2 separate regions of the Homo sapiens genome follow, and region 2 is linked to region 1. Evidence: read pairs that join two places in POLR2A ChIA-PET (ENCODE). Cell type or tissue: Panc1. All regions are shown on one strand. Each heading gives the region's core, and the rest is flanking DNA. Links, peaks and the distances in the headings are about the cores only.

Region 1 (5,390 bases), core at 280-5,279:
TCTTTTGCCCTTACAGAGCCTTAGTTTCCTTATCTGTAAAACCAGATTGACAACTATCATGTAAAGCTGTTATGAGGATTAAAATATAGGTGTATATATTCTGAAATTCATATGGAGCCAAAAAAGAGGCTGAATAGTCAAAGCATTTCTAGGCAAAAAGAACAAAGCCAGAGGTATCGTATTACTGGACTTCAAAGTATACTACAAGGCTACAGCAACCAAAACAGACTGGTACTGGTATAAAAAGACATATAGGCCAATGGAATAGAGAACCCAGAAATAAAGCTGCACACCTGTAGCCAGCTGATCTTCGACACAGTCAACAAAAATAAGCAATGGGGAAAGGACTCTCTGTTAAATATATGGTGCTGGGATAACTGGCTAGCCGTATGCAGAAGAACGAAACTGGACCCCTACATTTCACCATACACAAAAATTAACTCAAGATGGATTAGAGATTTAAATGTAAGACCTCAAACTATAAGAATCCTAGAAGAAAACCTAGGAAATACCATTCTGGACATTGGCCTTGGGAAAGAATTTATGACTAAGTCCTCAAAAGCAATTGTAACAAAAACAAAAATTGACAAGTGAGACTTGATGAGTTTAATTAACTAAAGGGCTTCCACATAGCAAAAGAAAATATCGACAGAGAAAACAGACAACCTACAGAATGGGAGAAAGTATTTGCAAACTATGCACCTGAAAAGGGTCTAATATCCAGAATCTAAAAGGAACTTAAGTCAACAGGCAAAAAACAACCCCATTAAAAAGAGGGCAACAGGAGTTGGAGACCAGCCTGAGCAACATGGCAAAACCCTGGCTCTACTAAAACTATTATACAAGAATTAGCTGGGCATGGTGGTGTGCATCTACAGTCCCAGCTACTCGGGAGACTGAGGCAGGAAGATCACCTAAGCCCGGCAAGTCAAGGTTACAGTGAGCCGTGATGGTACCGCTACACTCCAGCCTGGGTGATACAGCAAGACCCTTAGAAAAGGGTCTTAAAAAAAAAAAAAGTGGGCAAAAGATATGAAAAGACACGTCTCAAAAGAAGACATACAAGCAGCCAACAAATATGAAAAAATGTTTATCACCAATCATTGGAGAAATGCTAATCAAAACCACAAGATGCTGTCTCACACCCTTCAGAATGGCTATTATTAAAAGTAAAAAAAAAAAAAAAAAAAACAGAATCTGGCAAGGCTGAAGAGTAAAGGGAATGCTTATTCACTGTTGGTGGGAATGTAAATTAGTTTAGCCTCTGTGGAAAGCAGTTTGGAGATTTCTCAAAGAACTTAAAAAAGAATTACCATTCTACTCAGCAATACCATTACTGGGTACATACCCCAAAGAAAAGGAATTGTTCTACCAAAAAGACACATGTACTCATATATTCATTGCAGCACTATTCACAATAGCAAAGCTATGGAATCAACCAAGATGCCCATCAGTGACCAACTGGATAAAGGAAATGTGGTACATATATACCATAGAATACTATGCAGCCATAAAAAATAATGAAATAATGTTCTTTGCAGCAACATGGATGTAGCTAGAAGCCATTATATTAAGAGAATTAACGCAGGAACAGAATACCAAATACCACATGTTCTCACGAGTGGGAATAAAGCATTGGGTACACACAGACAGGAAGGTGGGAACAACAGATACTGGGGATTCCTGGGGGGCAGAGAGAGGAGGTGGCAAAGGCTGAAACACTATCTACTAGGTACTGTGCTCTCTACCTGGGTGATGCAATAATTTGTATGCCAGTCCTCAGTGTCATACAACAGACCCATGAAACAAACCTATGCATGTATCCCCGAATCTAAAATCAAAGCTGAAATTAAAATTAAAAATAAAGGTGTATAAAGTATCTGGCAGTCAACAAATTACCAGTGAATGAAGGACGTAATTAAAAATACCTCTTACTCAAGGCCATAAGTTTCTCCATATAAAAAAGTTAAAAAGAGGACGGATCAGAGACAAATAAATTGGAATTGGGGAGGGGAGTGAGATCAAATTTCTCAGTGAACAGTTTCCATTAATACAATGCCATGATCTATAACGATGTATATTTTTTAAGTACTACACATATACTTCCTTTACAAACAATGACAATGCAAATGTACACGTGTCCAAATGTCTTAGGGAGAACCTTACAATACTGGGACAGTTTAAGATACTGGCAAACTGAAGCGAGGGAGAGGCAGATGCCTGCCACTCAGTGGCATACCCTTACCTCCTTTTCCTCTAAGGAAGCAATATTTCCTCATCCTCATCAACAGTTAGACCAGGGCTCATTATGTGTACACCCTGAAAGAGGTACGCATCTACAAAAGCCATCTAGCTTTCAAGAGGTGTTAGTTTAGGGATTCAAAAATTTTATCTAGGCTTTGATTTCAGCAACTAAAAAATCGTGTATGTAGCTAAGGACATGAGGAAACATGGAAAAAAGAAAACAGTTTGATACAATACAATGGTCAGATTGCAGATTGTTTTTGTCTCAAAAAATAATTTCCAGGCTGGACACGGTGGCTCACGTCTGTAATCCCAGCACTTTGGGAGGCTGACGTGGGCGGATCACCTGAGGTTAGGAGTTCGAGACCAGCCTGGCCAACATGGGGAAACCCCATCTCTACTAAAAAAATAAAATAAAAAAATTAGCTGGGTGTGGTGGCAGATGCCTATGATCCCAGCTATTAGGGAGGCTGTGGTGGGAGAATCACATTAACCTGGGAGGGGGAGGTTGCAGTGAGCCAAGATGGTGCCCCTGCACTCCAGCCTGGGCAAAAGAGCAAGACTCCACCTCAAAAAAAAAAAAAAATTCTGTTGTTATAGATAATAATGTTCATAATTACAAATAACCATTGAGAAAACATGTTTCAAAATATATGTTCATAAAAAGCTTTGCACAAAATGACATGTCAAATGGAAAAAGGAATATATAACATCCAAATTGCTAGCTTATTCATTGTCTTCAGGCAGAGAAAAATTAAGCAGAGCACCAACTGTACATTGCTACACCAGTGGTGTGATAAATCCATATGTTCTGGGAACCTGGAAACCAGATTAAGCAATCAGATTGAAGACACGATCAAACTTAAAGGTATAGTAAATATAACCCATATTAGTGGTTAACGTGATAGGTTTTATTAAAATGCACATATTAAATCTTCACAAAATATCTTTAAAAATCTTTGTGTATGATTATTACCTCTGAAGGTCTTATTATATGCCGTTTGCCTCTTGGAGCTTCAAAAAAAAGTTGTTCTCTGGCACCTGAATTCACTTGCAATAATTTTCCTGTTACGACAGAACGAAGTAGAGAGATAATTAAAATCTGACTTTATCTCTTTATTATAAAATGAGAAGCATGGGTGCTATTTTGATTCATTTTAATCAAAGTCTCACAAATTGAGTAAATACATTTTGAATTATTCAGAAGGGCATGTACAGCCAATTACATGATGTGGTACAAACCCCAAAGCTGTGATTTTTAGAATATGGACTTCATAATATTTGATCTTCAACATCCTTCAAATAACAGAAGAATAAAGCTTGATATGTTTTATTGATATGCTGCACTGAAAATATAGTTTTCCAAAGCCTGAGAAAAATCAGTTTTCCCCCTGTTTTTCCCAGTTGCCTCTCAGCAAACTGTGTTGGCAAGAATTATGTCATTGGAAGATTATGGCAATTAGAAATAAAACACTTACTGTGAGCATTCACATTTACTTAGGACTGAGTTCTAAATTTGCCTTTAAAGTTTAGAAACAGAACACACAAACTATAAATGCTCATTCCTTCCCCACCCTCTGGTCTTACTTGAACATTTGAAAAGAAATCCAGGACTTTCCCCAAGGAAAATGTTGGGCAAAAATAGTCTTTCAGTCTGATGTACAATTATAATCTTGGATTTGACGTTGAAAAAGGTTAGATTTCCTAATTCTCCTCCTACAATGGCAACAATCTTGTAAGGCTTAAAATGTAAATGACTCAAGGTATTTATGTTCCAGTATTTTTGCCATTTTTTAAATATTATGGAAAGTTTCAAACATGTATAGAAGAAGAGTATAAAGAACCCCTGTATGCCCACTGTCCAGCCTCAACAGCTATTAACACATGGCCAACCCTGTTTCATGAACCTCCACCCTAGATTATTTTGAAGCAAATTTCAGACGTCATAATATTTCACCTATAAATAATTCAGTATACATATACATAATATTTCTCCTTTTGTTTTTTCCCATAACTATGTATATCTAGTAGTTTTGAAATATCTTTCTTAGAAAAATAATACCAAAATAAGAACTTTTTGGTTTAGATCGTGTTCTTTAGCATTTAAATAGGCACCACCTTGATCTGAAATCTAGCTTGGCTAATCTTTTTTTTTTTTTTTTTTTTTTGAGATGGAGTCTCGCTCTGTCACCCATGCTGGAGTGCAGTGGGCAGTGGTGTAATCTTGGCTCACTGCAACCTCTGCCTCTCAAGTTCAAGCGATTCTCTTGCCTCAGCCTTCTGAGTAGCTGGGATTACAGGCACCCACCACCACACTTGGCTAATTCTATTTTTTAGTAGAGACAGAGAGTCATCATGTTGGCCAGGGTGGTCTTGAACTCCTGACCTCAGGTGATCTGCCCACCTCGGCCTCCCAAAGTGCTGGGATTATATGGCATGAGCCACCATGCTCAGCCTAGCTTGGCTAATCTTAAGAAGTTGTAGATCTACTTCTACCTGACTAAAAATAAGGTTCTCTCATTTCCAAACTGACAACTTTAATCATTTCTAATTTGGTGAATTATAACACAGTGATTAGGGGATTTTTCCTTGACTTGAGCAAATATATCTGAAAATGTGTACCCTGAAATGGGCACATCTTCTGACTTTATGGCTGAATATATGTAAGTGAGAAAAGAAAAAAGGGAGTTAGTTATCTTTGACTATTTAGAATTATAAGAAAATGAGTAACCAATACTTTTCCGATGAACTAAATACATCTGTAAAGTAATTCTATTTTTAGGACACTCAAGAGTGATTGCAAATGACAAAGCACGTGGACGGTTATTCAGTGAACACATTCTTTGAATATGGCTAATTTTAGATGATATTTGGCCATGAGATACTAAGATAATTCAGAGGACTGTAATCCTCAGATAAATCCCAACAACTCACTTTACACCATAGTTTCAAAGATCATACTTCACTTAAAACCAAAAATGAGAAAAATCTCTCAGTGAAGTAATTTATGATTGCAAAAATATTCGAGAATCTAAACACATAGACAAGTACCGTAAGTGCTGTGTAGCATTGTAGACAGCTTGTAGGGTCCCCTATCTAGCACATGCCCCTTCCCCGAGAACTGCCCCCGCGGTCATGTTTATACT
Region 2 (5,390 bases), core at 294-5,293, 200 kb after region 1:
CGCTGCCCTGAGTGTGCGCACACCCAGCTGGGCTGCAACAGCACCTGGGCTTGGCCCCAACCTTGCTCCGAGATCAGAGTGAGCAGCAGGAGCTGGGAGAAGCCAGGCAGCAGGAGCAGACACCTCCAAGGCTGCGGGGGTAAAGGGGGGCCTTCCTGGCCCCCAAGAGTGCGGAGATGCCTGGATCCGCAGCCGCGGCTAGGCGGCTGTAGCTGCACCTGGGAGGGCAGGGCTCCTGCCTGCTCCCGGCCCCCAAGAGCACAGGGAGGCCTGGGTCCACAGCCACGACTTGGGCGGCTACAGCTGTCCCTGGGAAGGCGGGGCTCCTGCCGACTCCATGGAACACAGCATTGCCACGGGCCCAGCTCCTCCTCCAGGCTCCTCTCTGCCTGTCCCTCCATGCCCCACCGTACTGCTCCCCTGCCAGTGGGTGAATCGGCCTGGCCCCACCATGGGGGCTCCCAGGACGGCAGGCTCCGAGGGGTCTCCCAGGGGTGGGCTCCAGGGTCTGCTAGCCTCCTCTCCGCATTTTGCCTGCAGCAGCGGTAGGCAAGGTGCAGGCGGCGCAGCAGCCCCTGCAAACTCTGCACAAACAAACCCGACGCTCTCAGGCGGCCCCATGAGTCCTGGTTGTGCCTTCAGCTGGGGGCTCGGGGGCTGCCAAGACGTGGCGGGAGCAAGGTTGAGGCCCCAGTGGAGGTCCCAAACCTGGGAGTGGGTCCTGCCCCGCTGTGTGAAGGTGAGGGTGGTGCAGTTGGCTGCCTCAGGAACGCGGGGCACAGGGGACGTGGGGCACACCCACCACCGCCACTGCTGCTCCTGCAGCGGCTCCTGCCACCACCGCCTGCGCCTCCCCACTGCAGCCAGCGTGGTGGCAGCGGCTGCTCCGGAAGGCCCACCACTGTCATCAATAGCACTCCAAATATTTATTATTAATTATAGTTGCACAACATCAATATTTAAAATATCCTCTCAAAGAAGACTCCCAAAAAATGTAAAAGGAGGATTTAATTATGCATGAGTCTGTGTGATTGCCTGAGTTACTGTTACTGTGTTTTTAGTTTGCCTGGCCATGAAAGTTTTCTGATAAAATTCTAGAATGTATTAGAACTAATTCTGCATTAAACTAAGATTTCTTCACAACCTTAAAAGCATCAACATTGTTTAAATGCAAAGACTTTAATGAGCTAAATAATATGTTACAAGTTCATTAAATTGCTACCATTATGCAGCATAGATGAATAAATTTCCAAAATTGCACGCAGAAGGGACAGTATTATGTCATCAATGAATGGTAATATAAAGGCCTCAATATCACATAGTTGGGTTCTAGAGTGAGGAAAACTAGAGAAACGATTATCCAAATAGCTTGACACCCAAAATTCTGTATTTCTGAAAATATCCACTTTACTAAAGGGAAGGAGACTAAAAAATTTACTCTTTTGAACCCTGCTGCTGGTACCTGCAAATACCTAATTTTCTATATTAGTGAGGTTTTTGGTTCTGCTGTCTAAAGGTGAACACTAAACAGAATGACATAGATTTATAGAGCTAGGGACACATGAAATTAAAACAAGACCTGGGTTTAACCACAGCTCTAACCACTTTCCTTGCAGCTTTGAACAAAGCAGTCAATCTCTTTAGGTTTCAATTTACTAAACCATAAAATGAAGGAGTAAGACCAAATGATCTTTGGGATCTCTCCCACCTCTAAAATGTTATGGCCAGTTCATTAATAGCATTAGTTTGATATGGGCAATATATTTTCATGAAGTAGTATAATTCAGTCACACATCATATATTAGATCCTGCTTCAAAGAGTGGGGAAAACAATGTGGAATCAGTGCAATTCACTCCTAATCTAGGGCTCTTTAAAAAGAATAGGGCTGGGTGTGACAGCTCATGCCTGTAATCCCAACAGTTTGGGAGGCCAAGACAGGTGGATCACCTGAGGTCAGGAGTTTGAGAACAGTCTGGCCAACATGGTGAAACCCTGTCTCTACTAAAAATACAAAAATTAGCTGGGCATGGTGGTGTACGCCTGTAATCCCAGCTACTCAGGAGGCTAAGGTAGGAGAATCACTTGAACCTGGAAGGCAGAGGTTTCAGTGAGCCGAGATTGCACCACTGCACTCCAGCCTGGGCAACAAGAGCGAGACTCCATCTCAAAAAAATTAAAAATACTACAATAAAATAAAGAGACTTGGCTAACCTTGTGAATAAACTCAAAACAATTGAATTTTACCTTTTAAATGGTAAGGTTTATGGCATGTGAATTATATCCCAACAAAAAATTACATTAGAAAAAATATTATGCTCATCCTCAAAGAAGGAACATGTGTAGCCTAAAGAAGCTTAAATAGTGATGTGGATCAAAGAGTACAAACCTTTAGATAACTGAACTAAAAAACCTTGAACAGCAATTTAGCTAGGCCAGCAGTAAAAGCTACCCTTTACTAGGACTGGCTACATAATTTACATGGCCCAGTAAAAAATGAAAATGCAGGACCCTTGTTCAAAAATTATTAAGAATTTCAAGGCAGCCATAGCAGAGCATTAAACCAAATGCAAACCACCTCAGAACTCAGGCCCCTGACTACACAGATCACACACAACCCCATGAAGCCAGCTGTATTTACTGAACTGTTAATATTTTGTAGGCCCAGGGCTGAATACGTTACAGACCACTCCTTCAATTTTCACCACAACCTTGCAAAAGTAATATTACTATTCCCATTTTATGAAAGAGAAAATAAAGATTTAAAGAGGTTAAAGAATTTATCCAGTTTCCCACATCTATAGGTGAAAGAGCTGTACTTCAAGTGTAGGTCTGACTCCAAAGTCACGTTTTTTAAACAGTGATCTTCAAACTTATTAATAAGACATTTTTAGTGAGCACTCTGATGTGTGTGTAAATATATAAGAATAAATTATATACATGTACTACTGTATTAATAAGTTATATACCATGGCTGGGCATGGTGGCTCACACCTATAATCCCAGCACTTTGGGAGGCCAAGGTGGGTGGATCACAAGGTCCAGAGATCGAGACCATCCTGGCTAACACGGTGAAACCCTGTCTCAACTAAAAATACAAAAAAATTAGCTAGGTGTGGTGGTGTGCAACTGTGGTCCCAGCTACTCAGGAAGTTGAGGCAGGAGAATCTCTTGAACCTGGGATGCGGGGGTCACTGTGAGCCGAGATCGCACCACTGCACTCCAGGCTGAACGACAGAGCGGGACTCCGTCCCAAAAAAAAAAAAAAAAAAGAAAAAAAATGAGTTATATACCCTAAATGTCATGTAAAACAAAGACATTTTAAAGATGACATATGTAGAAATTCTAATATGTTCTTCCCATACCCTAACCACTCACCTTCCACAGTTGCTGTAGTACTACTCCTGATAAGGTATCCCTTAACCCAGGAATTAAGGCTCCCCTGAGTCCAGCCAAACTTAGAGTTAACAGCACTTAAGACGTTAATTTTCTGGCCGGGCGCGGTGGCTCACACCTGCAATCCCAGCACTTTGGGAGGCCGAGGCGGGTGGATCACGAGGTCAGGAGTTCAAGACCAGCCTGGCCAAGAAGGTGAAACTTTGTATCTACTAAAAATACAAAAAAAATTAGCCGGGTGCAGTGCAGGCGCCTGTAATCCCAGCTACTTAGGAGGCTGAGGCAGAAGAATCGCTTCAACTTGGGGGGCGGAGGTTGCAGTGAGCTGAGATCGTGCCACTGCACTCCAGCCTGACAACAGAGTGAGACTCTGTCTCAAAAAAAAAAAAAAAAAAGTTAATTTTCCTATGTAGGAAATTGTAAAAAGGTAACACTCAAAAAGGTGACTTTTTCATAACAGAATTTTAGGATCTGTGAATAGCAGGGGGTATTTTTTTTTTAATCCTGAGGCTGGCTTGCCTTAGAGAAAGCTCATTTCACTTACTGATAAGATAAGCTGGGTGGGCCTGGCCAACATTTTTGGTTAAATCTAGGTTATCTCCAAAGTTATACAGTAAAGGATGATTCATTGTAAAACACAAGAAGGAAAGCATTGACTTGACAAATGTTTACTGGTGCCTACGATGGGTCACAAATCTTGCTGGTAGCTGGGGATAGATCAGTGAACAAGATAGGCTCTCTGGGGCCAAGATCTAAGTATGTTCTATAGAACACCAGGCAAGGGCAACTTCCATGACTGCAGAAATAAGCTTAGGAGGAAATAAGATGCACTTTATCCTCTGCTCATTGGACATAAACCTTTGGAAAGCAAGACAAAGCTTACAGGTATATTTTATTAAGAAAAATTTCAATAATGTTAGAGTTTGATGAAGACCCCAAATTTTCCTTAAAAATGTCAAAACCCATTTTGACATACAATACTCTTTTTTCTCTATACTGCAGTCTACTTTTTAGATTCTCTTTAAATACTGGCCACTAGTGCACTAAATGTACTAAGAAATGTTTTTTAATTCTGCTTTTATCTCTTTGTATATAACAAACTTTGGTTGAATCATGAATGTACTAAAAATTGACAGCACGAGAGAGGAGATATTTATATCTCTTCCTGAAGATGGCGACAGAAGACCATATCTTTAATAAAGGGCCACATCTTGTGTACCAAGAGGTAAACTCAAGCTGTTTAAGCAGAAAATACTTCCTTCATTGAATTTTTACTAAATCTTCCTTTACTAAATCTACAAGATTTTTTAAAGTATAAATAAATGATATTTTTAGTCTACAGTTAGTTTAAAAGGTGGACTATTTGGATAGCTTGTTTGCTTTGCAACAGTAGCAATAGAAAAAAAAGAGTGAGTAGAAAAAGGAAAATTGGGACAGCAGATTATATCTTGAGCTGCACATGTCAACAATTCTTCAGGTTCCTTTCTTTGGTTGCACAGTTACCCCCATATTTATTTATCCTGGTGCTTGTTTTAATACAGCTCCAAAACCAGTGGGAAACTGGAGCCACAGTCAGTCTGCCTGGTGCAAATCCTGTCTCCACTATTTACCAGACGTGTGACTTGACAAGCTAACATCTGTCTCTGTATCTTTGTTTCCTTATCTGTAAAATGGGGATGATGCTGAGCAGAATAAGCATGTAAAGGACTTAGCACAGTGCCTGGCACACACTAGACATTCAATAAATGGTAGCTCTCATCACAGGATCACAGGGCCCTGTCTAGATGACCTAAGAAGCCTCTTCAAAACATAGCTTTCATTATATTTTAGGAAGAGGCATGGTTTTCAGTATTGGCCAATCCCAGACAAGGGGAAAAATACTCTGGGGACTAAGCAATATAATTGGAATATCTTTGGACTCATTGCTTAAAATGCCAAATTGTTGAGTTTTTCATTTTGATGCAATCAAATAATTTGATTGATGAGTCACTCTAAT

Evidence for each region. Peaks named below come from ENCODE experiments on the same cell type or tissue, not always from the same donor. Only the 100,000 strongest peaks of a DNase experiment are listed, where the experiment ranks them.
Region 2: POLR2A ChIA-PET joins it to region 1 with 6 read pairs; 3 of 35 experiments call an interaction of 5 or more read pairs at or near these places.

The regions. Positions count from the first base shown.
Region 1 is chr2:54,908,873-54,914,262 of GRCh38, reverse strand. EML6 (EMAP like 6) reads right to left here. Exons shown (of 42, transcript NM_001039753.4): 25 at 3,221-3,309. Among named protein-coding and RNA genes, the nearest start is that of RTN4, 140 kb to the left of the region's middle. In Panc1, for the core only: no CTCF peak of the experiment used is centred there; no DNase peak of the experiment used is centred there; H3K27ac peaks cover 2,403 bases.
Region 2 is chr2:54,704,066-54,709,455 of GRCh38, reverse strand. No RefSeq gene overlaps it. Among named protein-coding and RNA genes, the nearest start is that of EML6, 17 kb to the left of the region's middle. In Panc1, for the core only: CTCF peaks have their summits at 4,363 and 4,566 (motif pointing right); a DNase peak (open chromatin) is centred at 4,569; H3K4me3 peaks cover 623 bases.